3 separate regions of the Homo sapiens genome follow, and regions 2 and 3 are each linked to region 1. The links are chromatin loops, found by intact Hi-C in ENCODE. Cell type or tissue: PC-3. All regions are shown on one strand. Links, peaks and the distances in the headings refer to the core of each region. The heading gives the core; the rest is flanking DNA. Region 1 overlaps LOC124905991 (a long non-coding RNA gene). Region 2 has its middle 72 kb from the start of PIRAT1. Region 3 overlaps LOC107985870 (a long non-coding RNA gene).

Evidence for each region. Peaks named below come from ENCODE experiments on the same cell type or tissue, not always from the same donor. Only the 100,000 strongest peaks of a DNase experiment are listed, where the experiment ranks them.
Region 2: it touches region 1 in a loop (4-fold over the local background); 1 of 110 quality-filtered maps calls a loop at or near these places.
Region 3: a loop joins it to region 1, with 2.4 times the contacts of the local background. A loop is called at or near these places in 1 of 110 quality-filtered maps.

What each region holds. Positions count from the first base shown.
Region 1 is chr2:37,467,842-37,478,404 of GRCh38, reverse strand. It overlaps LOC124905991 (a long non-coding RNA gene), which reads right to left. Exons shown (of 3, transcript XR_007086288.1): 1 at 10,245-10,563; 2 at 8,256-8,351; 3 at 1-5,617. Among named protein-coding and RNA genes, the nearest start is that of LINC03063, 89 kb to the left of the region's middle. In PC-3, for the core only: no CTCF peak of the experiment used is centred there; DNase peaks (open chromatin) are centred at 5,214 and 6,194; H3K4me3 peaks cover 672 bases; H3K27ac peaks cover 2,275 bases.
Region 2 is chr2:37,798,279-37,808,841 of GRCh38, reverse strand. No RefSeq gene overlaps it. Among named protein-coding and RNA genes, the nearest start is that of PIRAT1, 72 kb to the left of the region's middle. In PC-3, for the core only: no CTCF peak of the experiment used is centred there; DNase peaks (open chromatin) are centred at 5,741 and 6,281; H3K4me3 peaks cover 1,578 bases; H3K27ac peaks cover 3,084 bases.
Region 3 is chr2:37,671,582-37,682,144 of GRCh38, reverse strand. It overlaps LOC107985870 (a long non-coding RNA gene), which reads left to right. Exons shown (of 3, transcript XR_001739410.2): 2 at 4,838-4,905; 3 at 5,043-5,371. CDC42EP3 (CDC42 effector protein 3) reads left to right here and starts at 10,503. Exons shown (of 2, transcript NM_006449.5): 1 at 10,503-10,563. RefSeq lists silencers at 9,525-9,694, 9,915-9,984, 9,995-10,054, 10,225-10,563. In PC-3, for the core only: no CTCF peak of the experiment used is centred there; a DNase peak (open chromatin) is centred at 5,684; H3K27ac peaks cover 840 bases.

The DNA.
Region 1 (10,563 bases), core at 3,375-8,374:
GTTTTAATGACTTAGAGTGAAACAGCGGTCTAAAAACCCTGAAATCCCACCAAATTACCACTATATCAGGAAATCATCACACAGAAATAACACAATATGAGACCATTTACAAAATTGTCCAGAGTAAGCCTATTGTCTGCATGAATCTGAGATCAGCTTGCTTTTTTATAGGCATAATAGCCATTTGTACTGGAGATTTGAGAATTCTGGATTTGAAGGAACACAACAAAAGAAACTAGTCCTTGAACAAAAAGAGAGAGATTAGAATACTGTTATTGGATTGTTTTTCACTGAAACCTATACTACATGAAATTCTAATTTCATTCATATGCAATCATTATGCTGAAACACAAAAAAGAGAAGGGACAGTTGAAGAGTCACTAATGACAGCTCAGAGGACACTTCTGAGTTTCAAGGCTTAATGTATGACTTGAGGATGAAGACAAAGCCAACAGCATTTTTCCTGAAATGCACACTGAGTTCACAGATGTTACATAATCACTTTTCAATTGGTGAAATAATCTCTTCAAAATGCTTGTCTGCTCAAGTTTTAGAACTGCAATATGTCAGCCAAACATATACCAAGTGAAACCTCATTTTAGAAGATAAACATAAGTCCTTCTTGAGGTGTTTCATGACTGGGATATTGCACTCTTTCATTTGAAGCTTTGGAGAATACAGAATTGGCCTGAATAAATGCCTTTTAAATTTATCTAATAAAAATGTCAAAGCACTGACAGCCAGAATACTCTCCATTTACCCATGTAAAAATAATGGGGGGAAAAGACAAATTAAAAGCAATGAATTCAAATCAAAGATAATCAGAATAGACCTTAGCTACAAAATGTTTCATCCCCCTTCCTGGAAGACCTAACCTCCAAACAGAGTCCCAGAGATGACTCAATTAAAACATATTTATAAAAACAAAGAGTCCTTCTTTCCTCAAAAATGCATTCTGAAGTTTAAAGCCAGCCTCAGATTTCTTCTACACCATTCCTAAACCTTGGTCAATGGAAAAATCATTCCATAATTTTTAAGTTTCAAAATATCTTCCATTACCTTAATTATGTATACATTTCATAGATTACCTCAAACTTCGTTCCCAAGAGGAAAGCATGAATTCAATACAATAGGTAGCAGTGTCTAAGCTAAATTCACAAGAATCACTAAACATTTCTACAGCTAGTTCAAAATGTAAATATTTGGTTCCTGAAGAATCTCTATTATTGCCTGAAGACTAATCTTGTCTAATAAACTTCTTCAAATAAAGCAAAACTATGTTGGGAGGGAACTTTACTTGGTACATACCGCCTTCCAAATGTTAAAAAAAAAAAAAAGCAGTAGTTTCTCTCCACATCTGCCCAACTATTGAGGCAGAGGGATGTATGGTTCAAAAGTTTAACAGGGTATTTTTATTCCCAGCCACACCAAAAAATAACATCCTTTAGTGCTGTTTCAGAAATTTAGAAGCACCATTCAAATACATCAAGTTATTTGCTAAAGAACATATTCTAAAGCCCTGGAATTGAACCTCAAAGTCCATCCTAAAACACAGACCAAAGATTGGGGGTTTTCCAAGCAAAATCAACATATGATTTAAATCTCACTAAGACTAGTTCTTATACTTTAACAAGGAAAAAATATTTTTGGTATTTTTACATGGCCAAGAGCTTCCAGAAATAGCAGCTCTGGGTACCTGTCATCTGATGAGTTTGCAGCAGCCTGATAGCGAACCTCCAGGGAAAAACATGCAAAAGTGAAAAGGGTTTCTAAAAGTAGGTGAAGGGTCAGCAATGTAAGTTCTAGCAAACACCTTGCTTTCTGGTCACACGCGCAGCTAAAAAATCAGGAGTTCAAGTTTGAAGCCATTCATCCTAGATTCAGAATCTACCAGGACCCAATCCGAGAAACTTCTGACTTTCTTTCTAAATGGAAGGTGTGTTTTGACAGGAGAAAGAATAATCCATGCTTCCCAAAAGGCAATGCACAGTGAGACAGCGAGGGCTGGAGACCTCAGAACAGTAGATGCCTCCCCATGGCAAAAACACTGGGCAGGGCCTCAGCCACCACCTGCAGTTGGGTCCCTCTGCCTTCTCCTGACTGCTTCATTTCCTCCTTAACCACCCCTAAGGCTGTGTGTTTCTTTCGTTATTACATCTCCTCCCTTACAAAACTTAGTCAAATTCAGCACTTCCCAGAACTTGGGATACACAGATGTTCACAGGTGCTCCTCCTCCAAATGGTTCCATGATCCAATACTTTTAGGAAACTCTGAGTTAAGGCAGGTTTAAAATGTTTCCTTTGCTGAAGGATTTCTCCAAGCCATCAATATGCTAATGTGTGTTGAGAAAGGCTCATTTTCTAAATTCTCTGGACATGGATCCCTTTTGTGGTGTCATACTTATTAATACCTCACTAAAGAGTTTTAGTGAGTGAAACCCTTTTTGAGTTCAGCAAGAGTCTAACTGGAGGCTACTTGACACTGATCCCAAACTTGGAATATTAAACAACACCTTTAATAAGGCCACACTTTTTCCCCTGCCTCCAATTCAACTTCTCATGGTCCTAAACTGTGGGGGGATGTCTATTGCCCCTTCCCTCCAATCTGATTCCCTATGATGCATGTTTGAACTAATAATCAGAGGCAGAGAAATGTTAAAAGCCTTAAAATTGATCCCAAGGTCCTTTGCACAGCCCCTTTGGCCGTAAGACTTAGGGATCGGACTTACTGGCAAGCAGTATTCCGAGTGTGCCAAGAGTATCCCACACCTCCTTAGACAAATGTATAAGGCACAAATAGCTGGAATTGGTGCACTAAAGGAGATAATGGACATAATAGCATTAGCTGTAATAAAATATAAGAGATTATTATTATTTGCACATCATCAAGTCAGCCCCTTTTATATATCACCATGCACAATTAAGCACTTAATAAATATTTTTTAGTATTGTAATAATAAAACTGAGTAAACCCAATCCATGCAATTTCAGTTTGCAATTAAGTTTCTGAAACACAGAGATATGGAATGACATATGGCCAAAGTGGGGAGAGATGAGAGCAAAAGAAGGGCGTTGAAGTGAGTAATGAAGTAAATGAGCCTATGACCCAGCAAGACTGGTTTGATAAGTTGAGATTTACCCCCACAGGACCCAGAGATGATATCATGGGAATCTATATAAGACCAGCGATGAGGTTATGTGGCTGACAATCCCCAAACCCATCTGAAAAGCACGGGTGCTCATTATTGAGCCAATGTTCCACATATGCAAAGACATAATATTCTAGATAAGCCAGAAATGTGAACATTGATGGGAAAAGGGGGACAATGTAAGAGGAAAGAACAGGAAGGAGATAAAACAGCAGAGATAATCTCCAACTGAGTACCCACCAGAATTTCTGCTCTCTGAAAAGACAAAGGCATTTGCACTGAGTGTAGCTTCTGTGAATCCCATTGCATCATATAAAAGGTATCCCAGGCTCTACTGGCTCAAGAAGAGGCAACCAAGCATCATCAATCCCAAAGCACCAGCTGATTTTGCCAACTCCCAGTCCATCTGTAGACCCCACTGAAAGGACATAAGAAACTGGGACCCAGAAGACAAGAAGTGGCTCAGACTATCCCAGGGAAGAGAGCTTGGGAGGCAGGTGCTTAAGTCTAATCCTCACTCCCCACCCCAACTCCCCAACCAATTTTAATTCAAGGTAGGAATTAAGGTTAACATTTCCTAGATAAGGTAATGACCTTTTGTAAGATGCAATCTTCTAAGAGAGGTAATCAATACAAAAAAGCAGGGGCCAAGGGGACCAGACCTAGCCCTGCTGCTAACTGGCTCTGGGAATTTAAAGATATTTCTGCTCTCAGTCCTTCAATGATCACATCTGTAAGACAGGAGGAGCAAAAGAGATTATGAAAGTGAAGGTGCCTTGAAAGTGTAATGCACCATGGCATGTGAAAGGCCTGTCCTACATGAGCTATGCAGGGCCTTTCTAATGGGCCTTACTTTTGATTGGCTGCAGCCACCATCAAGTAACTTAATGGAACCCATTTCCCTCTTTGGTCCCCCAGAAATGCCAAAACCAACCTGGATTTAATCAAGAGACCTAAGTTTCCCCGACATACTTAGCTCAGGAAGATTGTGCATGGGACCCCAATGCCTTCTCCTTTTCTCTGTGTATCCATTTGTATTTTCTCAGTTATGTTTTTACTTTCTATATGTGTCCAATTTTATTTTCAATGATTGACCTGGATTTTAGGTTTAATAGCCTAAATATCAAATTCTGTTAGTTCAGCTGTATAGTTAAAATGCTTTTACTCTTTTGCCCTTAATTAATGGATACCATTCAACAATGAAGAGTTCTGTTTAATCTTTTTTTTCTCTAATGAGATTTAAATTATTCTTTGTTTGCACATGGCCCAGGAGAGGTTTTTCCGGGGGGGCTGGTTGAAGAAGTCATGCAAGTTGGCCTCCCTTAATAGAAAAAGATTCACTGTGACTGTAAAATCAAGAGCTTCCCCACCTGGTAGTTATTTAGGAAGCTGATTTTTTAACTTAATCACAGGATTTTTACACTTATATTAAATTCCACTTTTGTTAGTTTTGACCTAGCAATTCATCCTGGACATCCGTTTTTAAATTAAGCTTTGATTGCGTTTTTTTAAATGATTTTTTTAAAGCAAAGACTTACAAAGTCAAAGGAAGGCCCAGTCTTCTCCTTTCCCCAGACCCCGCTGTGCCATGGTCAGAAAACAGAGTCTGTAATACTGAATGGCTATTTACTCCATACACAGTTTGGAAGAATGCATGGGAGCAATACCTCTCAAAGACTGCCAACATTGTGTACCCAGATACAATATTATCCTGCAGATAACCCAAAAAGCCAGCTATTGTTTTGACTTTAGGACATACGTGTTTCTAAGACGATGAAGACATCAATTAGAGTCCAAATCCCAAACACACACCTTGATCTCTACTATAAAAATGTATCAGGTGAGCCAACTTGAGAGTACTGGTAAATTCTTCAGCTGGCAATGATCTTGGTCTCCATCAGGGACAAGCTACATTAAAATAAGACCCTTGAAAGGAGTTACTCCAGACCCTTAGGGAGAGGAGCTTGTCAACTGCCAAGTAATTTCAACAGAGAATTCAGTTGCTCTGGAAACAGGTTTTGACAATGGCTGTGTGTGCCAAAGGGTTGAGCAGGCAGAGGGCACTGGGTTCCCGCCCCTTGCATGATACTTGAGGCTTTGCTCTCCAAACAGATGACTTCATTCCCAAAACAATGTTTTTTTTTTCTGAGAAGCTGCCAGTTCATACACATTTTAAAATAAATTCTCGTTGACATTGGAGTGGCAGAAACTGCAAACATTGCTTTTAAAAGCATGTGAGTTGGAAAAGGTAAGCTGGAAAAAGAAAAGAATTTCTCCCCAAAAAAGAATTTGTGGTCACTATGAAAGCTAAACACCTAATCAGCAATCACCTTATCAGCCACAGTATCGATTAAGGAGGTATGTGGAGTTATGCACAGGTACTTTACCTCTGTCTGAATACAGTGTCTTGAGGAATGGGTTCTAGTAATGTCTAAGTCTTCTCTTCCCTTAGCTTCTCAGGAAACCACCTTAATTAAAGAAAGAAAAAAACCAACAGATAATCTGTTCTTACTCAAAGCCTCATTGTTTTGTTTTGTTTTTTAACATTCCATGTCCCCCATCTCCCAAGGGGTACCAGAGGGGAACAGAGATAAGACAAGGAGGACTCTCTGAATGTCATTATTCTCCCTTCAGTGCAAACAGTGAGGCAGGAGAAGAGACACCTTCTCCCCAGTGATGCTCGGCCTGAGCACACATGAGCCTGAGCCATGGCTGTAAACACACTTGGAAGACATAGAGAAAAGGAGAGTTTGCACAGGATAAATCTATTCCATTATTTATACCCACCCCCAAACCTTTGGATTTCTTTCTCTATACCAAAGGTCCTCAAACTTTTTCTGTAAATGTCCAAAGACTATATATTTTAGGCTTTGTGGACCATATAGGCTTTCTGTCTCCTTTCTCCTTCTCTTCCTCCTCCTCCTTCTCTCCTCTTTCTTCTTTAAATTATGAAAACTGTTCCTAGCTCACAGACTTGACCCATGGACCATAATTTGTTGACTCATACTCTACATTATGCCACAGAAGTTGTGACATCTCAGCCTCGGAATGTAGGCCATCATTTAGCCCAAGTTTCAGTCAACTAACCACACTGTCAGGACAACCTCCAGCTAGTTATGCTGACACATTAAATCCAGAATCTCTGGTAAGTGCACCCATATCAATAAATTCAGGCTGACCTCATATTATATTCTATTCTCCTTGGTCTAATGCACTTACAATTTATTCTCACAATACTCCATACTACTCAGATGTTTGCTGTTAAGTAAACCATGCAATTCTCTGGGAGTCTATACTATTTCTTTCCTGTACCTGAGGATATCTGACTTGACATACAAGCCTTGAGGCAATGAAGAATGGGTCTTGATGGAGGTAGGAGAATAAAACACTCTCACAAGACAACAGCATAAGATGAAATTAAGAGTTTTCAACCAAGGAAGAGATTAACCTCAGATATGGAAGAAGGAGCTTGTTCTACTAACAAGGAAAGTTTAGGGATGCTTGCAAAGTTCTAAATTTTTGGATTTTTCTGAGTCCATTCAGAATGCCCTCATTTCAAATATCAAGGTCCCACTTCTTCCCAATCAGTTCTCTAACTTACACATAACAATTTGGTGAGTCTGTGATTTCAGTTTAGATTATAATTCTGCAATCCACACAGATTTGGAGTTTGGCTTTCAGTGATATTTGTTCCACAGCTACAGGAAATATAATGGTCTTTTATAGGGTAACCATAGAAGTTCTCTGGCTTTCTGACTGACACTTAAGCTGAGAATTTAAAACCCCAAACTTGTTATTTTCTTTTTACTATTCCTCCAGTACAGCCAAAAATAAAAGCCATCTCATGCCACAGTCCTTGTAGCCATTAACTCTACATAAGAGTCAGATGCAGTAGTCATTTGGTGCCCCAAGAAACTTACTTTATCAGGAAATTTAACAGAAACTTTATCCTAAGTGACCATAGTTGATAATTTAATTATTATGCCACTGCATACCATGGACTAAGAGTATCCCACTTTTCCTTTGGAAAGGAGCCCAGGGTTGCATTCAAAGCCAAGGTCATAACCAAATCAATCCGCAAATATCATCATGTATCATCTGTCCAATAGGACTATTCTTATTAGAAAAATTCTATCCATTGAAAGAAGAAAGAAAGAAGGGAAGGAAAGAGGAAGAGAGAAGAGAGGAAGGGAAGGAAAGAGAAGGGAAGGAAAGAGAAGGGAAGGGAAGGGAAGGGAAGGGAAAGGAAGGGAAAGGAAGGGAAGGGAAAGGAAGGGAAGGGAAAGGAAGGGAAGGGAAGAAAGAATAATACCAAATATTTAAATTAAAAAGATTTAATACAGTAATCTCCCCTTATCCATGGGCGTGTGTTCCAAGACCCCCAGTGGAGACGTGAAACAGCAAATAGGACTGAACCGTATGTATACTATGTTTTTTCAATCTAAAGCTGCTAAGTGACTAACAGGAAGGTAGCATCTCCAGTGTGGATATGCCGGACAAAGGGATGATTCCCGTCCCAGGCAGTCCAGAGTGGGACCCAGAGGGATAGCACACATTTCATCACACTACTGAGAATGGTGCACACTTTAAAATGTGTGAGTTGTTTATTTCTGGAATTTCCATTTAATATTTTCAGACCACAGCTGACCATGGATAACTGAAACCACAGAAAGCGAAACCATGGATAAGGGAGGACTACTGTATAGGAAATTGTTTTCACAGGAGTTAGAAAAATGAAAGAACAAAAGGAAGGCATTAAAATAACCCAGAGATAAGAATCTACAACCCTTAGGACTAGGTAAATAAAAGAGAAGTGGTTGGGATTATCAAAACCTAGAGCTCAAAAGAGGGATATCCGCTAACCTAGGGCTTAGCCCTCTGAGGAGATAGTACTGTACTTCCCAGCTGCTGATAGAATCTCAGAATCTCAGAGGACCCGCCCCATTGAGCTGGGGCTCAGATACCTGAGAAAGAATGAACACCTGGCTCCCAACAATATCCCTGAGCGGGTAAGATGAAGCTAGTTCTGGCAATGCTAAAAGAAGACAAAGAGAAGAGTAAACTTTCACTGACAAGACCAACGAGAAATAGGAAGGAAGCTCCTACCTTCCAGTCTTCTTCCAATGACAGAAATTAGCAGAACCCAGTAGGAAGTCATCTGGCAAAAACAGTCTGGAATATGTGATTGGCGGAGCTCTAAACCTAGCACCACAGAGCAGAGTATACAATTGTGGTCTTGGGGCTGAGAGTCAATAGGCAAACTATCAGCACAGATTGTGGTATGTTTCTCAGTGTCTTTCTGTTTAAAACAGGCCTGGTGGCATCTACGATACCTTTTAACATTCTATAACTACACTCTTAGTACTTTATTTTTTTTCTTAATTTTTAATTTCCATAGGTTATTGGGGAACAGGTGGTGTTTGGTTACATGAGTAAGTTCTTTAGTGGTGATTTGTGAGATTTTGGTGCACTCATCACCCAAGCAGTATACACTGAACCCTATTTGTAGTCTTTTATCCCACACCCCGCCTTCCCACACTTTCCCCCTGAGTCCCCAAAGTCCATTGTTGTGTCATTCTTATGCCTTTGCATCCTCATAGCTTAGCTCCCACTTAAGTGAGAACATACGATGTTTGGTTTTCCATTCCTTAGTTACTTCACTTAGAATAATAGTCTCCAATCTCATCCAGGTTGCTGCAAATGTTATTAATTCATTCCTTTTTTATGGCAGAGCAGTAGTCCATCATATATATATATATCACAGTTTCTCTATCCACTTGTTGATTGATGGGCATTTGGGTTGGTTCCACATTTTTGCAACTGCGAATTGTACTGCTATCTTAATACTTTAAAATTACATTCTTGTCTGTCACACCCAAATCCAAGTCTCAGACAGGAGAACCATGCCTGAAAAATGAGAAGTCTGCTTCTTCACACAACATCTGTGAATTACCACAATTTAACTTGAATTTTCTTATCTCAGTTCTCTTCTTAGTTTTGGCAGATAAAGCCCAACACTGAAGTAGATTCAAAGCCAAGGTCATAACCAAATAAATCTATGAATATCATTATTTATAGTCTGTCTAATAGGACTATTCTTATTAGAAAGACTCCATCCATTGAAAGAAGAAAGAAAGAAGGGAAGGAAAGTGGATGACAGGAAGAGAAGGGGAGGGGAGGGAGGGGAGGGCAGGGCAGGGCAGGGCAGGGAATGTGTTTCCTAAAGTATATGTTAAAAAGAGAATATAAATTAACAACACCAAAAAGCTGAAACAGGGCCATAGAGGAGCCAAGCTCAAGCATACTCTATAGAATAAGTCTTGGAGTAACCAAGAAGCACTACCTTCCATCTATAATGTAAAACAATAATAACAGTAGTAAAGATGTATTGAGCTAAGGCACTATGTACTAGGTATTAAGTTATTTACACCTATGAATTCATTGTATCTTCCTATCCTATGCAGTACAAATTAATATTATTCTTTTATTGCAGATGAGGGATTGAGAAACTAGCCTGCATTAGTTTCATCTATGTATTAAAACAACATGTAAACTAGAAATATAATATATACAGCTATAGCATGTATATTTAGATAGGTAGATACATGATAGATAGATGATGGATGGATGCATGGATGGATAGACAGATAAACAGACAGACTGATTTAACTCTTCCTAGGCCCACCCATTTGAAGAACCCAATGCCTTAACAACCACAGTCGCATTGTATGTTGGATGTTTGACACGGAAAGAGCATTTGGCAGTTTCTTTGGTCTATTTCCAGTGAAAATAGAGGGCAGTAAACTCATTCCAGATTCAGATTCCAGAACTTTCAGAGGCTGGAGATAGTGGTGATCTGTCTGTGAGGCCTCCATGTGTATCATTTCTCAGAAGCCAGCTAGCAGACCAGGCCACCTGCCAGAAAATGGTTAGCACATTTATGTCAGCTGGTTTGTCAGCCAGGTACCATGGCTCTTTCTAAGTCATGGCTTCCAAACCATGGGAACATAAAACCACAACGGCAGCCAAGATAGCAATAAGAACCCTTTCTTTGTATGCCGCACTAGTGGCTCTGCAAAAAGGTATGTGACATACTTTTGTGCAGTGTAACTGGCAGTTCAGAGCAGCAAATCCCTTCTGACCTGATGCGTCTCCTCTCCAGCTTTTTTGAATTCACTTTCTGTAGACAAAAGTAGAGTGAGTGACAAAATGAAGGATACTTTGATATTTGTTAAGAGAGACTACAGCCAAGTTCTCTCCCAAATCATTTTGTAGCCCTGTCCGATGGGCAAAAGACACATCAAATTAACTCAACTCTAAGAGTCTAGTTCTCTTATTGGAAATTCTTAATTTCTCAGTATTGTACTAAAGGGATTTTTTTTTTCAGTTAACCAGTTATCAGATAAAATTATAT
Region 2 (10,563 bases), core at 3,286-8,285, 330 kb before region 1:
GAGTTAAGTGTGTTGATAAACCAAGCAGATTCACTTCACTCCTGGAAACCTACTGTATTAGTCCGTTTTCATGCTGCTGATAGAGACATACCTGAGATTGGGCAATTTACAAAAGAGGTTTAATTGGACTTACAGTTCCACGTGGCTGGGGAGGCCTCACAATCATGGCAGAAGGCAAAGAAGAGCAAGTCACATCTTACATAGATGCCAGCAGGCAAAAAGAGAGAGAGCTTGTGCAGGGAAACTCTCCCTTATATAATCATCAGATCTCGTGAGACTTATTCACTATCAGGAGAATAGCACAGGAAAGACCTGCCCTCTGTGATTCAATTGCCTCCCACCGGGTCCCTCCCACAACACCTGGGAATTCAAGATGAGATTTGGGTGGGGACACAGCCAACCCATATCACCTACCATCAAGGAAAACTACGCTGTTTGAAAGTCTTTGACAGGTTATTTTGAATTTATATTAAGGATTATATTTTTCTTAAGTATCTTGTGAAAAGTTTTTAAAAGTACAGTTGTAGGAAAACAGGGCCTACTTGATAACATATAAGGGTTAGGTCACTTTTTAAAAGACATAAAGCAGTTTACTTTTGCTGAAGTAGCAAGGTCTATAGTTCCTGAAATCCTAGAATTCCCTTATTCTGATAAGACTGGGTATTTAATGGTCAAGGTTCTGAGTTGCCAACAAAAGAATCCATTCTGATTAGTTTAATCAGGAAGGGGGTTTATTCAAGAATATTAGGTAGATCACAGAAAATCAAGGAGGGGCAGACAGTAGGCTCTGAGCCATTCAGGAACAATCGTGGACACACAACAGGAGCTTCTTGAGCAAATTTTCCTTTGCCACTATTGCTTTGTATCAATGAGGAAACCAGGATGGATACCAGCAGCTTCTCCCTATTCTGATCTTGAAGATCTAGAGGCCTCCATCATCATATCAATTTCTCTCCATGCAGCCAATTCCTTGGGTTGCTAATTTCCAAAATCTAAGACTATCATGGGTAGATCTGATTGGTGGAATCTAGGTTACCCTAGCTACAAAAGAGTTTCGGTGTGGAAGATTTCTAGCTTCTACCTTGGGAAGGTGCAACTTATCATATGGGATATTACTAAAAGGTAGAGAAGATATCATTAAAATTAAAACCATTTATGCTTCAAAGAATACCATCAAGAAAATGAAAAGACAACTCACAGAATGGAGAAAAGCTTTGAAAATCATATATATGATAAGAGACTTGCATTTCTTGCCTATAAAGGAATCTTACAACTCAATAACGAAAAGAAAAATAACTGAATTAAAAATAAGCAAAAGATCAGAATATACATTTCTCCAAAAAAGATATACAAATGGTCAATAACACATGAAAGATGCTTAACATCATTAGCCATTAGGGAAATGCAAATCAAAACTGCACTGAGATACCATTATGAATCCACTAGGATGGCTATAATAAAAAAGACAGATAACAGCAAGTGTTGGTGAAGATGTGGAAAAAGTGGAACTCTCATGAATTGCTGGAAATGTAATATGGTGCAGCCACTTTGGACAACAATCTGGCAGTTCTGCAAAAGGTGAAGCATAGAGTTACCCAGCAATTGCACTCCTAGATATATAGTCAAGAGAATTGAAAATGTAAGTCCACACAAAATCTTTTACATCAATATTCATAGCAACATTCTGCAAAATAGCTAAAAAATGTAAACAATCCAAATGTCCCTCAGCTAACTAATGGATCAACAAAATGTGTATATCTATACAACGGAAGATTATTTGGTCATAAAAGGAATGAAGTACTGATGTATGCTACAATATAGGTGAACCTGGAAAACATTATGGTAGGTAAAAGAAGCCCATCACAATGGATCAGATATTGTATGATTTCATTTCTTTGAAATGTATTCTTTTTCTAGGGCTGCCACAACAAAGTACCATAGACTTGATGGCTTAAACAACAGACACGGATTTTCTCACAGTTCTGGAGGCTAGAAATCTGAGATCAAGACACCAGCAGGGTTGGTTTCATTCTGAAGCTGCTCTTCGTGGCTTGGGGATCCCATCTTCTCCCTGTGTCTTCACATGGTCTTCTCTCTGTGCCTGTGCCATAATCTCTTCTTTTAAGGAACCAATTGTATTGGATTAGAGCCCACTTTGGTGACCTCATTATTACTTAATTACCTCTTTCAAGACCCTGTCTTCAAATACAAATAGAACCACAACATATGAATATCAGGGGGACACAATTCAGCCTTTAACAGTCTATAATAGGAAAACATATAGAGACAGAAGATTAATGAACAGATGGTTGTCGTATTAGTCCATTTTCACGCTGCTGACAAAGACATACCTGAGACTGGGCCATTTACAAAAGAAAGAAGTTTAATTGGACTCAGTTCCACGTAGCTGGGGAGGCCTCACAATCATGATGGAAGGCAAGGAGGAGCAAGTCACATCTTATGTGGATGACAGCAGGCAAAAAGAGAGAGCTTGTGCAGAGAAACTCCCATTTTTAAAACCATCAGTTCTCATGAGACTTATTCACTATCATGAGAACAGCATGGGAAACACCTGCCCCCATGATTCAGTCACCTCCCACCGGGTCCCTCCCACAGCATGTTGGAAGTCAAGATGAGATTTGGGTGGGGACACAGCCAAACCACATCAGTTGCCTAGGGCTGGACAGTGGTGGGAGGTTTGGGAGATGATGGTTAATGGGTCCAAGATTTCCTTTTGGGGGCAAAAACTGGAAGCATTCCCTTTGAAAACTGGCACAAGACAGGGATGCCCTCTCTCACCGCTCCTATTCAACATAGTGTTGGAAGTTCTGGCCAGGGAAATTAGGCAGGAGAAGGAAATAAAGGGTATTCAATTAGGAAAAGAGGAAGTCAAATTGTCCCTGTTTGCAGATGACATGATTGTATATTTAGAAAACCCCATCGTCTCAGCACAAAATCTCCTTAAGCTGATAAGCAACTTCAGCAAAATCTCAGGATACAAAATCAATGTACAAAAATCACAAGCATTCTTATACACCAATAACAGACAAACAGAGAGCCAAATCATGAGGGAACTCCCATTCACAATTGCTTCAAAGAGAATAAAATACCCGGGAATCCAACTTACAAGGGATGTGAAGGACCTCTTCGAGGAGAACTACAAACCACTGCTCAATGAAATAAAAGAGGACACAAACAAATGGAAGAACATTCCATGCTCATGGGTAGGAAGAATCAATATCGTGAAAATGGCCATACTGCCCAAGGTAATTTATAGATTCAATGCCATCCCCATCAAGCTACCAATGACTTTCTTCACAGAATTGGAAGAAACTACTTTAAAGTTCGTATGGAAGCAAAAAAGAGCCTGTGTCACCAAGTCAATCCTAAGCCAAAAGAACAAAGCTGGAGGCACCACGCTGCCTGACTTCAAATTATACTACAAGGCTACAGTAACCAAAACAGCATGGTACTGGTACCAAACCAGAGATATAGATCAATGGAACAGAACAGAGCCCTCAGAAATGATGCCGCATATCTACAACCATCTGATCTTTGACAAACCTGAGAAAAACAAGCAATGGGGAAAAGATTCCCTATTTAATAAATGGTGCTGGGAAAACTGGCTAGCCATATGTAGAAAGCTGAAACTGGATCCCTTCCTTACACCTTATACAAAAATTAATTCAAGATGGATTAAAGACTTACATGTTAGACCTAAAACCATAATAACCCTAGAAGAAAACCTAGGCAATACCATTCAGGACATAGGCATGGGCAAGGACTTCGTGTCTAAAACACCAAAAGCAATGGCAACAAAAGCCAAAATTGACAAACGGGATCTAATTAAACTAAAGACCTTCTGCACAGCAAAAGAAACCACCATCAGGGTGAACAGGCAACCTACCAAATCGGAGAAAATTTTCGCCACCTACTCATCTGACAAAGGGCTAACACCGAGAATCTACAATGAACTCAAACAAATTTACAAGAAAAAACAAACAACCCCATCAAAAAGTGGGCAAAGGACATGAACAGATACTTCTCAAAAGAAGACATTTATGCAACCAAAAGACACATGAAAAAATGCTCATCATCACTGGCCATCAGAGAAATGCAAATCAAAACCACAATGAGACACCATCTCACACCAGTTAGAATGGCGATCATTAAAAAGTCAGGAAACAACAGGTGCTGGAGAGGATGTGGAGAAATAAGAACACTTTTACATTGTTGGTGGGACTGTAAACTAGTTCAACCATTGTGGAAGTCAGTGTGGTTGATTCCTCAGGGATCTAGAACTAGAAATACCATTTCGCCCAGCCATCCCATTACTGGGTATATACCCAAAGGATTATAAATCATGCTGCTATAAAGACACATGCACACGTATGTTTATTGCGGCACTATTCACAATAGCAAAGACTTGGAACCAACCCAAATGTCCAACAACGATAGACTGGATTAAGAAAATGTGGCACATATACACCATGGAATACTATGCAGCCATAAAAACTGATGAGTTCATGTCCTTTGTAGGGACATGGATGAAACTGGAAACCATGATTCTCAGCAAACTATTGCAAGGACAAAAAACCAAACACCGCATGTTCTCACTCATAGGTGGGAATTGAACAATGAGAATACATGGACACAGGAAGGGGAACATCACAATCCGGGGCCTGTTGTGGGGTCAGGGGAAGGAGGAAGGATAGCATTAGGAGATACACCTAATGTTAAATGACGAGTTAATGGGTGCAGCACACCAGCATGGCACATGTATACATATGTAACAAACCTGCACATTGTGCCCATGTACCCTAAAACTTAAAGTGTAATAAAAAAAAAAGATTTCCTTTTGGGATAATGAAAATATTGATTGATGTAATGGTTGCAAAATTTTGTGAATATACTAAAAGCCATTGCATTGTACACTTTATATGGGTGAATTGTGTGGTATGTGAATTACATCTCAATAAAGCTGTTACACAAAAGAAAAAGAGGAGGGAGTTCAGAGATATTAGGTGGCCACAAATAATCAGTGTCTATTACACTACCTTCAGCTGAGAAATTAAGAACAAGCTAGGAAATAACACCCCATGGTCTCCTGGACTAGGCCGAAGTGTCCCCTTTCCTCAGCCTAATTCTAAATCAACTTGACATGCCCAGTGGGAACACTGGCATTGCTGCTCTTTTGCCACAATGCCAATGTCCTTCTGGAATCTTTGGGAACGAGGCAACTGGCTGTGACCAATGTCATCCCTTTGATGTCCAGGATGCATGTGGCCACCCTGGTAAGCACCCCTTTCCTTAGCCAAAGCTCTGAGTGCATCCCTGAGGACCTATATATGGTAGAGGAGGGAAAGAGGTTCTCAGAGACATAGTTTTTTCAGTCCTGGAATATTTGTATTTTCCAGTTAAGTGGGCATTCATTAGCCACATAACACCATTTTGGTCAACAAAAGACTGCATATTGGAAGGTTGTCCCAGTAAAAAATACTGTATTTTTACTGTACTTTTCCATGTTTAGATATATGAATGCTTATCATTGCATTACAACTGCCTACAGTATTCAGTACATTCAGTACATGCAAGTACCCTCTATGGTGTTTACACAATGATTAAATCATCTAACAATGCATTTCTCAGAACATATCCTCCTTGTTAAGCATTGCATGTCTGTACTTCAAAAAATGTTTAACCTAGAAGGCCATCTCTGTAAGATTCAACAGAGCCTGCCCTGGTTATTTATTTTGCTTTTTTACAGCATTATCCCTTAATCCCTGTTTGGCTCTTCTGCATTACAAGGCCTCTTACTCATCTCCACTGTGGACTTCCCTCAGACTCTAGTCACTTGCTAATTGGCTTGAGATTTTTTTTTCCTTCTTGTGAATGTATTTGCAGTATTATCATTGCTGTAATAGAAGTATGTATAGGAGAAAGTACTTGGTAATGGGTGGAGGTGGAGGAAAACTGTCAATGAAAGCTTTTTTAGAGTAGAATATTTTGGATTTGTGAGTCTTTAAAGATTGATGGGGAAAGAGAAGGGAACATGGGGAGATGTGGAGGAAGAGGAAAGAACCCTCCAGCTACATGAGCAAAGTCAAGGGTACTTGACATAGTCCAGAGCGCCAGGGCAGCTGTGAATAGTTTGATTTGGCTTCAATGTAGGCTGCAAAGTGGGAATGGGGCAAGAGGTGAGCCTGGACAGGTGGGCTGGGCCAGAGGAAAACCCGTAGAGCCAGGGGAGCAGGAGAGAGGCTGTCTAGGCCAGCTGTGTTACAACATACCCTTAAGGCATAAGGGATGATTAAACTAAAAGGTTGATGGACATTTTTCTGTGACTGGCTTCTTTTGATTCATCCTGAAGTCTGCTAAATTATTCCAGAATATGGAATCCAGGAACTCTTTTGTGGAGCAATGCAGTGAAATTAGCCCTCATGAGTATTCACAATGAGTATCCAGATAAGCTTAAAATCCATGCAGATAGGTAGAGAAGGAAGCAAAGAGGCAGCTTGAGAGCTCCTGGGTGAAAGGGAAGAAAAAGCCACATTCCATTGCCCGGAGCATAAGTCATAGATGGCCCTGCCCCAAGGGGCTTCAGGAAAACTAAATCCAACCGGCAGAGATAAACCAAAAGTGACTGCAAATGTTTTTTGCAAAACTTTTAAAGGATACTCCCCTAACCCCAGTGATCCCACTTCTTCCTCTGGATTCAAAGTCAGACATCTTAGAGCTAGAGGCACCAGTCATGACAGATGAACCACACTTCTTCCATCCATCCATCATTAATCTATCCGTGTAACTATCCATTCATAATCAGGCCTTTGAATCTCTGGGTTCTATATAATATAGTCCGCGCTCCTGACTTTTGATTGGAAATACATATGCATGCACACACACATACACACACGCTTTTATTTTACAATGAATAAGTGAATGTCTAATAATGAAAATCAGCCTTCTTCGTAAGTACCAAGGGAGTATTTTTATATCAGAAAACATTTAATGACAAGGACAACATCAGCACTTCCTCTGAACATCCTACTTATAAACACTCTTACTTCTTAATTAACCTCCCCATTTTCCAGTAAATGAAGCCTGTTTTCCTAATAGAACTCCCCCATATCAATTTTTGGGTGTCTGGAATAATTTTTAATGACTATCTAGTTATTGTATTTTAATCTCCTCCCCCAAATCTAAGTGATAAATGCCTCACCATTTTCTTCAGATACACACCCCAGCCCTTATTCAAATCACAGTCCTTCACTCACAGTCAGGAACCCGCACACCTGGGAGTTTGTCGAAGAAACACCACCTTGTGTCTCTGCCCATCTCAACTCCTGTCATCTCTGAGCAAAGCAATCTTACTCCCATCTATGACTCCAGTTCTACATCATTGCACTCCCTTGTTTGGGGGAAGTGGACTAGTGGGACAATTTCCCAAGTTCTATTTTGAGAAAGGGGCAAGTTCATTAACTTTGATCAGGATGGGATGGGGAACACTGAGTGATGTATTTGGCAGATCTTTACACTCATATCTCTCTTGGAATCCTAAGATGATAGACAGATTAGAGAGTAGGGGGAGAGGAAAACTTTTTTATGATTAAGAGAGGCTTCATTGAGAACCTTTTTATGTGTTTGACCTTCTCTCCCCTGGTCCAGTTGCCCCTCGTGGAGACTCCACAGACCTCTGTTTATATCATTCACAGGATGTGCTCCCTGAAATAAGCTGAATAATATCCACCAAGATGTCCATGTTCTTATCCCCAGAACCTGTCAATGTTACCTGATGTGGCAAAGGGGGCTGTGTAGATGCAACCAAGTTAAGGATATTGATTGACCTGGGAAGATTCTTCTGGATTATCCTAGTGGGCCCAATGTCATCATAGTGGTCCTTATAAGAGGAACACAGGAGAAGCCCATGTCACACGGAAGTAGAAGATGTGATGATGGAAACAGAAGGTTGGAGTGATGCAGGGAAAAGGTCACAGGCCAAGGAAGGCAGGCAAACTTCAGAAGCTAGAAAAGGCAAGGAAATGGATTCTCCTCTAGAACCTCCAGAGTAAATCAGCCCTGCTAACACTTTGACTTTAGCCCAGTGAAACTGCTCTGAGATTTCTGACCTCCAAAACTGTAAGAGAATAAATTTGCACTGGTTTAGTCACCAAGTTTGTGGTAATTTACTACAGCAGCCACAGAAAATTAAAACATTCCACTTAATGACATTTCCACTCACAAATCCGTCTCTTTGAATAGAGACCACAAGCTCTTCTATATCTCCTAGCACTGGGCACCCTGTCAGTTAGTTCCTTCGGAATACAAGAAACAGAAACATCCCAATCAACTCCAATAAAGGATGTTCAATATAATGACACATGAGAAAGACAGGAATTGGCAAAACTGTCCCAGCAGCTGCCCTGCTAAGCCTTGTGGCCACTGGAACATCCTTTAGCAAACAGTGTTAGTTTTGGTCATTGGGCAGAAAGGTCAGTAACTCAGCAACATCAGTGGCTATTCCCTCAGACATGTCTGTTTTTGTGAGTCAATTTCTCTCTCCCCTGCTGCCACCAATTACCCAAGGGAGTATTTTTATATCAGAAAACACTTAATGACAAGATCCTGTATCTATTGTTTAAACTCTCTTTAAGAAACAAGCTGATCTTTTGATCTATCACCACCCAGGTGGGGGCAAAGCTGTCTCATGAAGCCAACTTTTCTTTGATGCTGGCCAACCTATAGATGGCTGTTTGGGGGTTGGGTGCTGACCCCTGGTTCAAGCAGCTATGGTCAGGATAACAGAGCTCAGAGACACCTCTCCAATCCACTGGTGCAGAATCCGCTCTCAAAAAATACTTTTTTGAAGGGAAGTGGCCCATGGAGGTACAAAAGAAATGTAAGATCTGGTCCCTGCCCATAAGAACTTTGTCATCTAGGAGTAGAAGGAAAATATATATAGAACAATTTTATATGGAGATACACACAGACACACACACACACACACACACACACACACATACACACAAATAGATATTTGGGAAATATATATGGAATAGGACAGCATTATATTCAATAGCCAAGTATCCTAATACAGTAAAGTATCCTTTGTTAGATAAATAAAATTAGAGGCCAGGAGCGGTGGCTCACACCTGTAATCCCAGCACTTTGGGAGGCCAAGGTGGGTGGATCACCTGAGATCAGGAGTTTGAGACTAGCCTGGCCAATGTGGCGAAACCCCGTCTCTACTAAAAATACAAAAATTAGCTGGGCATGGTGGCAGTGCTTGTAATCCCAGCTACTCAGGAGGCTGAGGCAGGAGAATCGCTTGAACCCAGGAGGCGGAGGTTGCAGTGAGCCAAGATTGCACCATTGCACTCCAGCCTGGATGACAAGAACACAACTCCAGCTCCAAAAAAAAAAAAAATAAAATAAATAAAAATAAAAAAAATAGAGATTATTACATTATCAATAGCCTTTTTTCTTCCCTAATGAGATATCTTGGCCTATATGAATTCACTTTCATTTCCATGTTTCTTTTGAGCAGTTCCAAGATTTAGCTTCTAATAGGGAATGTAGTAGTTAGGTTTGTTAGGGTTGTAAGCATAGCAGGGTAAACTGAGGCTTTTTTCCCCCTTGCCACCTTTCTGTACCTCTGTAGTTATAGAAAAAAATAGAGGATATAGAAAAAATATTTGTAAAAACCTACTGTTTAGGGAGAAGCAATCTAAGCATGGCACCTTGTATGTTCACCTTTTAAAAGAAACCTTTGTAATGGCACAATGTCAGGGCCATAGGTTCTCATGAGAAACAGCTATGTTATGTTACTAGAAGTATAAAAAATTGAACCCAACTGGGAGTCTTTGAAGATAAACAAATCCCTAAGGTGAGGTGTGTTTAATTTCAGGAATTTGGGAGAAGAAATCTCAGTTAAGAGAAGAAGTTCCCATACCTTTTCCCCATTGAGAAGCCTAGACCCCTCTTCTCCCTCTCCTCCCAGGAGTCTGCAGTCAGTGGGGAGGAAAGCCAGAGGCATCCTGAGAATGCCTGACACAGCCAAAACTGCCCAATCACTAGAAGAATCTTAGGGCCTGGAGTCAAATTATTTTTATAGGAAGGAAAATGTTCCCTGGAAAAAAATGGGGAAAGTAGAGGCATTAAAATGGCAAAGGGGGACATGGGGAAAAAGGCAGAGGGTGGAAGGAGGGGAAGAGAAAGAAGGGTGGGTGAAGAAGAAAGGGCATGTCCTCAAGGAACACCCTAAAGGGCCTGGGCAGTGAGGTCTCACCTTTTGTGCATTGTAAAGGAAAGAGGAACTAGAGTGGGCCCACAATGCTTGATTTCCTCTCTTTGGTTGGGTAAGCTTTGAGAACAAGACAGAAGCCCTTCAGTGAAAACTGGCTTCACTCTTCCTCCAAACACTGGGTGCTCTTTGTTTGAGGAAGCAGGGAAAAGAAAGATGGAAGGGAGGAAGGATAATTCTGGTCCCCCATGGTCAGTAGGCAGGCATGGGTCAGTTTCTTCAAGGGTGCTGAGATGGTGTAAAACAGACTGGGGGAAGAATAA
Region 3 (10,563 bases), core at 3,025-8,024, 200 kb before region 1:
CAGGAGAAGGAAAGCCAAGGATGGCAAGGAGCTCACTTGGCGCTGAGAAACATCTTGAAATATTTTTAGCTGGTTTCTCTGACAAAATATGTCCTTTAGTGTTGCAAACTTACCGTACTAAAACCATTGTATACTGACACCAGGAATAAAACAGAAGCGAGCCAAGGCATTTTAAAGACTGACTTTCATTGACTTGAAAACATGCAAAATACAAACATCTCCTGTTACCAAGCCACCACTTCCAAGGCTGACCGAACTCACAAGGGCAATCCTAGAGGTCATTCCATCCCAGCACCCTCATGGACTCACCTCTGCTGCCCTCCCCAAGGCCAACAACAGCCTGGTGAAATAGTCCCAAACTACCAGCCAACCCAGGCTCCATCTTGAACACAGGCATGTGTTCCAGCCTCTGAACATTCTTCATGCCCTTCTCACTGTTGCATCATTCTCCTCCTTGTCTTCACAATTTTATTCATTTGCTAGGGCTGCCCTAACAAAATATCACTATTTGCTATGAGTCTACAATTAGGAAAAAGAAAGAAAAAATGAAATACCACTAGCTATTTCGCTGGGTTGCTTAAACAGCAGCAATTTCTTTCCTCATAGTTCTGGAGGCTGGAAGTCCAAGATCAAAATGCCAGCAGCACTGGCTTCTCCTGGGTCTTCTCTCCTTGCTTGTAGACAACCATCTTCTCGCTGTGCGCCTCACACATACCCCTGGAGTCTGTGTGTGTGTGTCCAAATCTCCTCTTCTTGTAAGGACACCAGTCACATTGGATCACGGTCCACCTATCTGACCTCATTTAACCTTGAATCTCTTTAAAGGCCGTATCTCCAAATACAGTCATTTTAAGGTACTGGTAGTTAGGACTTCAACATATGAATTTGCTGGGGGAGACACAGCCCATGCAGTGTTGGAATCCTACCCATCCACATCCCTCCTCAGATGCACTTCCCTTCAGGAAGCATGAAACTCAGCCAGCTGGAATTTCTCCTTCCTTGAGACCCCATTTCTCCACTCCACCACTTAACAAAGGCCTAGAGGTGTATAAGTTCCTTGTATGACAGAACAATGCCTTGTTTTATAAATAGTGTCTTATATTATTATGTCTCCCAATGGCATATAGTTTAATACCTCATTCGGAGTAAGAATTTAACAAATATTCAATACTTGAACAAATAAAAAACTGTGGTACCTCCATACGATGGATGGATATTATTCAATGCTAAAAAGAAATGAGTTATCAAACCATGAAAAGATATGGAGGAACCTTAAGTGCATATTGTTAAGTAAAAGAAACCAATCTGAAAAGGCTACATACTGTATGATTCCAACTATATGACATACTGGATAAGTCAAAACTATGGAGACAGTAAAAAACATGAGTGATTGCCAGGGTCACTGGGGTGGAATTGGGGAAGGAAGGGAGGAATGAATAAATGGAGCACAGAGGATTTTCGGGGCAATAGAATTGTTCTGACGCTACAATGGTGGATACATATGATTTTACATTTGACAAAATGCATAGAATGCACAACATAACGAATGAAACCTAATGGAAGTGATGGACTTTGGGGGATAATGATGTGTTAATGTAGATTCATCAGTTGTAACAAAGGCACCACCCTGTTGTAGGACTTTATAGCGGGGAGGGTGTGCCTATGTGCGAGTGGGAAGATTATGGAAACTCTCTGTTCTTTCCGCTTAATTTTGCCATGACTCTAAAACTGCTCTAAAAACATATATAGTTTACTTAAAAGGAAACCCCTCAAAAATACAATTTTTAATTGAATTTTCTGCACAGCCCTCATATTTTTAAAAATATGGGTATGGCTTCCATCTTTGGGGTTTCGGTAAGCCCTGCTTTCCTTTATAGTGAGCTAGGTCATTGACAAGGAATAATAAATCAATTAAAAAAGAGAATGGTGTCTAAGACTTCATCATGCCTCCATCATAATCCCAACATTTGGAGATTTCAGGACAGCATGAACCTCAAAGTACGCAGCCTCCCTCCCAAGCAATGTGTGAAGCTTGTTAACTCTGCTCCAAGATGGTATAAAACTTTGATTAGCCAGAATGCTACACTAAAGGACTAGGGTTCTAGTTTATTGGTGTATGGCTGTGGAGTTCATGCCTCCCAAGCCAGCCCTCTTTGGAAGCAAACCAAGCGTTGCCTCCTTGGGGATGGCACTATTCATCCAACATTGCATTGCCCAGGGTGTGTACTTCTGGGATCCATTGCTAAAGGAAGAAATGTTAGGCTCCACTATGAGTACTGCTGCTGGCAAAAGACAAATATCCAGAGGAGCCAGGGCTTTGGGCTGAGAAACAGATGGCGGGAAGCCATCTATAGTGGAGAGAAGAAAGAGGAGGACTCAGGAAGAGGAAGGCACAGGAGGCTGGAAATGAGCCTCGGATCCTTCACCACTTTATCTGAAAACCACACAGGCCGTGAAACTCACCAGTCAAGTCCTGGATCCTCACTGACATCCTCTATGGAGGCCATTTACCTGAGTCTTAAAGATCTGTACCACAAACAGGTGCACTCAGACCACATGCCCCAGCCCTATACAATGGAAAGCCCAGTAATCAGCCCATGTTAATCAGGCCATCCTGGTTACTCTAACCAGAAGTATTCTATTTACTGATCATCTCTCTGTGGTTTCAGCTGTTTCTTGGAGTCTTAGTTTGTTTAAGCTAGTTCAACAGAAACACCATAAACTGGGTGGCTTAAAGAACAAATATTTATCTCACAGTTCTAGAGGCTGGGAAGTCCAGGATCAAGGCCAAGATTGGTGTCAGATGAGGGTCTGCTTCCTGGTTCCTAGGTAACCCTTCTTGCTATGTCCTCACCTGGCAGAAACAGCAAGGGAACTCTCTAAGGTCTCTTTTATAAGGGCACCAATCCTGTTCATGAGTGCTCCAACCTAATCACCTGCTGAAGGCCTCTCCTCCTAATACCATCACTTCAGGGGTTAGGATTTCAACATAGGAACTTTAGGGAGATACAAATATTCAGCCCATAAGAGAGCCAGTGAGAATCAAGAAGGAGTTTCAAGAACCCCTTGGCGAGAGAATGGGGGTGGGGGACGAAGAGAGAAGGACTTCTCACTCATTATAGCTCAACCAGAGCAGCTGCACGTTCACCTGTAATAAGCATTGAGGTCTTGCTTACAATTCCATTCAAAAGGGAGAAAACTTCAAAACCACCAGTGTATAGTGAAATATCAGTATTAGTGGGCCACACATCCCAGATAATCCCAATTGCAATACATATTGTCCCATTGTCAGATAACGTATCAGAATATGCATCCCTATTTGGCATTTGGAAAACATGGAATTGATAACATTTATTATTTATTATATATTATCTGGTATTATAGTGACTTGGGTGCTCGTTTTATCATCTGTACAAGTTTAACCTACTTAGGTGTAGGAAGCATATTCATCTTTGTACCTTTTAGAGTACCTGTCACAATGCCTTACACTCTGGTGTTCAATAAATATAAGTTGAATGACAATAAGAGTGTTAGGTCATATTCACTAGCAAACAGAGCTGTGCAGCGGGTTCTAAGGGCTATAATATAATGGCATGAACGTGCAAATTCTTACCTTTGTTTTCTAGGCAAGTCCATAATTAGAAACAATTTAAAGATAAGACTTTACAAACCAAAAAGGAAGTCCTAGACCACTCTTAGGCACAAAGATTTTAATATAGTGCCACAGAGGAGATGACTACCTTGGAAGAAGCAGCTCAGCATTCAGTGCTCACTTGTGTCAGTATAATAGCATTTCCAGACAAAAGTGCAAAGCACGGGATTACCAAGTGTTGACTCTTGCATGTGTGCATGTCCTGATGCTCAGACAAGTGATCTGATTACAGTCAGGGGCATCTAGATGTCTCTGGAATGTTCAGATGGAGGGTTTCGACAACATAGTTTCCACATCGAGTCCACTGGTTTGAAAAATAAGAGGAATATAGGTCAGCCCAAGGAGAGTGCCAGCACTGTTGGCCCAATTCCTTGGCACAAAGTAGACACCCAATAAACACGCCTTAAATGTGTAAAATGGCTCCCCTCCCCTCTGGCTCCAACCTGTTCAGTCAGTAGCCAGGGAGTTCCAAGTACTCTCAAGGCCCCGCATCTATCTGTTATCTTTGTTGAGGAAGACACCACGACCATTGTTTCTGCAGTGTTGACGACCAGGTGAACATTTCTGAAAATCAGGCATGGCCAAGAAGGGGCCTTCAGAGCATCCACAGTACCAGGTTGAAGAGCCCAGCACATCAGAAACATGAGCCACAGGGAAGGATGCTGTCCCTAAGTGCAAGCCACCTTGGGGCCCTAAAAGGAGGAAGAGACAATTGTCTGATGCGGTTTACATATATCCCTATGGGTTGCTGTTTGTGAAGTAAATGCAAGAACAATCCTGGGTGTCCTCTACTGCACATTTCCTGGTTCCCTTTATGGGAGTCCAAATGAAGTGATCTGTAATTAACCCTCAGAAGATGATCTGTCCTTGGTGCACACTGCTAGGTGTAGGTGTGTGTTTTGGGGGATGGTGTAGGAGTATGTGTTCTTCTATCCATGTGCATGAATGCATGCAGGGAAGCAGAAGTTGGGGGCGGTATCATTGCAGACCTCTCTCTCTTTTTTTTTTTTTTTTTTTGAGATGGAGGCTCGCTCTGTCGCCCAGGCTGGAGTGCAGTGGCACGATCTTGGCTCACTGCAACCTCTGCCTCCTGGGTTCAAGCAATTCTCTGCCTCAGCCTCCCGAGTAGCTGTGATTACAGGTGACTGCCACTGCACCTGGCTAATTTTTTTGTATTTTTGGTAGGGACAGGGTTGCACCATCTTGGCCTTGTGATCTACCTGCCTCCACCTCCGAAAGTGCTGGGATTACAGGTATGAGCCACCGCGGCCAACCGACCTCTCTCTTTTTTATTGTGTCTCACTAACCCAGAGCATTAACTGAAATAGTCATTTTTTCTTGCTCATCCTGTAATCACTATCAAAGCTCTATAATGTTCAATTTTTGTCAGGTACCAAAAAGGATGAACAAAGACATTCTGACATTACAACAGGCTGGATTTGCTACGAGGTATACAAATGAAGAAGGCTTGGAGAAAGAATTAGCGGGGATTCGCATCTAGATAAAGCAAGTTATCACTGTCTGCATAACCTTGAATGAATCACAGACCTTTCTCTAGCTCATTCATTAAAGCTTTGTTTAATTCAACAAATATTTATCACATGACAGGCGCCTGCCCTAAGCACTGGGGCTTCATTCATTTATTCATTCAACAAATATTTATTAAATCTCTACTATGTGCCAAGCACTGATCACGGGGTTGGGATACAGCCATGAATAAAATAGGCAATATTTCTGCCCCTCATGGAGTTTATATTCTAGTGGTATGGGGAGCAGGGAGGCAATAAACAAATAAATATACAATCAACATGTCAGGTGTTAAGTGCTATGTAGAAGAATAAAGGGGGTACTGGGATAAGGAAGGCCATGGGTGATACTTTATCTAGGATGTCTTGGAAGGCAGGCCTCTGGGAGTTCAGATTTAAGCAGACATGGGAAGAAAGCTAAGGAGGGAGACATACAGGTATGTGGGGAAAGAACACATAACAAAGAGTACAATAGGCATGACTCAATCAATTATACCTCAGTAAAGCTGGAAAAAAAAGGAATGACTCATTCTATACAAAAGCCTTCTACTTTGCCTCAAATCCCTTCTGGAAAGAAGAAATGTGTAAATCAACCATAAATGCCTTACCTACCCAGCAAGAACAGAACGACCTAAAATGAAGATGAAATGAAAAAGTGTTTTTAGAAGTATAGAAGGCTATATAAATATACAGTAATGCTCTTTATTAGTCACTGGTTTACACTAACAGGATCAAGTATGCATCTATATTTGAAGGTCTTATGCACAAATTAAATTGGTGCTGGCCCAAGTTCAAGAGCTAATACAAATGCCAAAAACGTATTTGGTGGTTATGGTGAGTGACCGTGTAACCTGCTTAGAACTGTACCCTAGGCCTGTAGTCCTCATGCAAACATAGCCTCTCATAGTATATCTCATAGTATACCATTTCCTGCTGCATTTGATTAGGCAAAGCTGAAATCTCCCAACCAAGATGTGACCTAAATTTCTTTATTTACAAGGAAATCACTGGTTAGAAAATTCCTTAGCCTTGGCAATTAGTCAATCAAGTTCATTAGCAGAGGTTGACATATTTCCAGGACTGGTGAAATTTTAATTGGGTAGTAAGGAGGAGAATACTCAAGCTTTAAGGAAATTCTCATTCAAAATGTTCTAACCTTCCAGCTTCTCCTACATTTTCCTTAAATCTAACTTAGGGGGATAATCCAGACCATACACACATGAATTCAGCCTGGATGTGGCATTTTGGAAGAAAACCCCAGCTGAGTACACATGAATGTGTCTCAGCTTTGCCAGAAGAAAAATAGTTGTGCATTATACATGGACTATACAGACATTTTTTGTAAGTCTTACTTTAAAATGTTTGAATTTTCAAACTTAAAATGTTCCATGTGTTTAGTGTTTCTTGTTTCATTAGACTAAAGAGAAGTGGTTGAAAATTCAGTCTCAGCAAACATGTGGTATATTCCAAGAATGTTTCATATATTATGATTTCGTAGCTATAGAGTTGTAAACATGGCTTTTACACTCATTACTGGTTGTAGTTAAAAGATCATTTATTCAATAAACATTTATTGAGTACCTACTATATGCCAGGCCCTATTCTAGGCACAGGAGATACAGCAGCAAATAAAGTTCATACATTTAAGGAAACAGGCCATAAATGAATTTGTAAATAAATATAACGCAAGTAGTGAAGCAATTGTTCTTCCTGTTTTATTTAGGGAAAGGGAGTGTGGGAGGGGCTGCTATTTTAGAAAGAAAGCCTCTCCCTTGAAGTCTCATTTGAATAAAGATCTTAATGAGCCTTTTGCTGATTTGGGGAAGAATCCCCACACAGACAAGAGTGGGCCAGGCTCTGTTGTCGGGAGTGCCTGGAACAGCCTGAAGGCCAATGTGGCTGGGGCAGAGTGAGAGGTGAGCAAAGTAGTAGGAAATGAGATCTTATGTGAAACCCCCATGTCATAGGGTTCTTGCACACCCAAAGTGGAATGACTACTGAGTCCACAGTCTGGCTTCATTTTCTGGACGTTCAAGTGATGATAAGGAATTGCAAGGAAAGCCTGCTGTCAAACAACAATCTCCTCATTAAGTTTCACATGAACACATACAAAAAAGGACATTCTCTTTTTCCCTCTCAGGACCTTTGCATTTCAACAGCTTGAAATGCTCTTCTTTACTCCTCTTCCTATCAAATTCCCCAGGTTTAATTTAAGCTCTGCCCCCTGTGAGAATCTTCTCTTAACTCCTCCAGCTGACACTGAGTCAATCTTCTTTGTGACTAGGGGGTCTTAACCTAGGACTTCCCTGGCATCAATAGATTATTTACAGGAACTCTGAAACTGCATATGAAAAATTTTGTGTATCAATCAATATGCTTTTCCAAGGGTGCTCATAAATCCCATGAGATTTTCAAATGAGTTTGTAGCTTTGAAAGGTGGAGAACCACCAAGCACTCATGGACGGTGCTTCTCAAACATTAAATCTGCACGCAAACTATCCACATTTCATTAGACTGAAGATTCCAACTTGGTAGCCCTGGAGTGAGGCTTGGTGCTGCTGGTCCTGGGACCATACTTGGTAGCAAGAGACTAGAATGTGGTCAGCATTTGCTTGTGTACACTGGCAAGGTGCTCTCTGCACTTAGGTAGATCACAGGTTTCTGGACAGCAAGGGCACTGACAATACTACTTGGCTTTTCTCCCAAGTAGGGACTAATAGAAAAACAGCCCACTGTTGGGCCTGACAGGTGGTCTACAGATACCAGGCTTCTAAGGTTACCACCAAATGTTTTTAAGGCTAAACCTTTCCAAAATTCACAGCAGAATCTCAAAACTCCTAAAATCTTCCTGAAGCAAAGCTTTTTCCTCTCTTCCGGTAGTAGACTCCCATAACATGTTGAAACCTAAATCCATCAACTCTACAAGCTATCATAGTTAGCACAGGAAATGCACTCATTTGGAAGAATAATTCACTATATGAGGGATCAGTTACTCACTGAAGATGTTCAGTACAAAGAAATAACGTGAGGCACAGGGCATGGTGGCTCATGCCTGTAATCCCAGCACTTTCGGAGGCTGAGGCAGAAGGATCACTTGAGGCCAGGAGTTTGAGACCCTGGGGGAAAAAAAAAAAAAAGGAAAGGAAGGGAAGGGGAGGGGAGGGAAGCGGAGGGGTGGGGAGGGGAGGGCAGGGGAGGGGTGGGGAGGCGAGGCCAAAGGAGCCAAGATAAATCAAACCACCAGGCCCTTGAATGAGCAGGTCCTGGATAACTGTTTAGAGTCCAGCAGTGAAGTCTCATTTAAAAACGGCAGAGGGAGAGAAAGCCTCTAAAAGGCAAGGGATAATGTAGAAAAGTAAAAATAGGTTTTAGAATAAAAATGCCGTTTCAGACAAACTGCCACTCTATATTTGCAAAAACTGTAAAAGAAGTTATTTATTTGGCCATGTAGAAATAAAGTGCTTTTAACAGCAGCTAACAATAGATCACGTGAAAAAAATTACATACAAGACATGTGTGTCGGGAATGTCTTTATGTGTTCAAAAGGAATTTTGCATGTGGTATTTTATATATATACACATATTATTTGGACTTATAAAATACCCTATGTAATGAAAACTATGCATAAATATTTATAAAAATACCTTTTTCTAAGTAGGCCAGGAACATTTAATATTTTTCAATAAATTAATATATAAAATATATACATTAGTGCCAAATGGAACATATATTTTGAAATATGAAACCCAAGTAAAATGCTCAGGAATCTGGAGTAGAATCCAGGTATCTGCCAAAGGAAACTTTGGACGAGTTGTCTTTTGAAGAAGGGAAACAATGCTGGGTCTCTTATCTTCACGGACTGTTTTTGCTTGTCAAACTTCTAACATCACTTCAGCCGAGTTTCGTATTTGACTTCCAACCTCATGGCCATTTGACCTGCCAACTACTATTTTTCTTTGAGGCTTTTAACACCCCACCCAAGTATTTTGCTTTCCAGATTGTGTGCGTTTCCTTTTCACTTCACCTTAAAGTCAGCCTGGGTTTACAACATCGGCTTAAGGCGCACCCTCTAAGGTTTCAGACAGACCCAGGGCACCGCGGTGATGACCTGAAGCTGATATCTCTCGGCAAAGCCAAGGTATCCGGGAGGTTCTCCGCGTTGTGCCAGGATTTCCATCCAACCCGAGAGTCTCAGGGCAGAGGCCAGGCCCCCAGCGTCCGACTCCCAGGGGTCCCAGCCCCCTCCCCTGGCTGACCATGCGGGCTGGGACCTCCCAGCCGGAAAACACCGCCCTTTCCTGTCGCCTACTCCTTCCCCAGGCCGACGACTCGCGGAGGAGGAAGAGACGGAGGCCGATTAAGAAAATTAGCATTCATTAACCCGGTTCACGCTCCGGCCCCGGCGGAGGGGAGGGGCGCGCCGGGCGGCGGCGCTGGCGGTGGCCGGGTGACCGGCGGGCGCAGGTGCCACCGCGGCCTGAATTTTACTCTCTCGGGCCGGCAGCTGCGCCACTTGCGCCTCGTCGCGCGTCTGGGGCAGCCGCCACCGGCTTGCCCCAGCTTTAGGCAAATCCTTTTGAAAGACCCTGAGGGAGAAGAAACGCCTCCCTCTGGGTAGGAGAACCTGTAGCGTCTGCTGTTCGTCGCGTGTCCAGTTGCTCAGCCGGGAGCTCCGGCATCTTCAGGGCGCTTATTCCACTCTCCGGGTTTTGGCTGCAGCTCTGAGGGGAGCGAGCTAGAAACTGACAGAACGCGACCCTCCCCCTCCGCGCCCACCGGAGCCCGGGCTGAGAGGGACCTGGGGAGCTGCGGCCTGGCCGGGGCGGCGCACTCAGGTGGCCTCGCTTCCCTGCGGGTCACCGCCCGCCACTCGCACAGCTAGGTCGGCCTGTTGGGATCGGGAGAGGTGGGCGCACGAGTTTTAGTGCGGGAGTCCGGGGTGCGGGCGGAGTCCTATTGTCCCCGTGCACCCGGGCGGCAGCACCTCCGGGTCCCTCTTTAAACCGAGCGTCCGGCGACCTTTCTTTGTGCTTAGGGAGTCGAAAGCGGCATCTTCTCCGAGAGAAGTCGCCTACTGGGGGGTGGCGCTGGGGAGGTAACAATGGGCGCCCATTGTCCTCCGAGGGTCCAACGGTGACCCCCCCCCGCGCGCGCGCCCGGCCACCGGTTGGCCCCGGGCCAGGGCACAGGTACCGCGGCTGGGAGGGTCGGCCCCGCTGCCCGCGCCCTCCGCCCCGCCCCAGTGAGTCCCCGCGCCGCCGGCCCCGCCCCGCGCCGCCCCGCCCTCCGCAGGTTCAGTCCTCGCGTCCGGCCGCCCCGCGCTCAGTCGCGCGCACCTTCTCTCGCGGCCGGGGGACCGCAGCGCGGGGCTAGCCCGGAGACCCG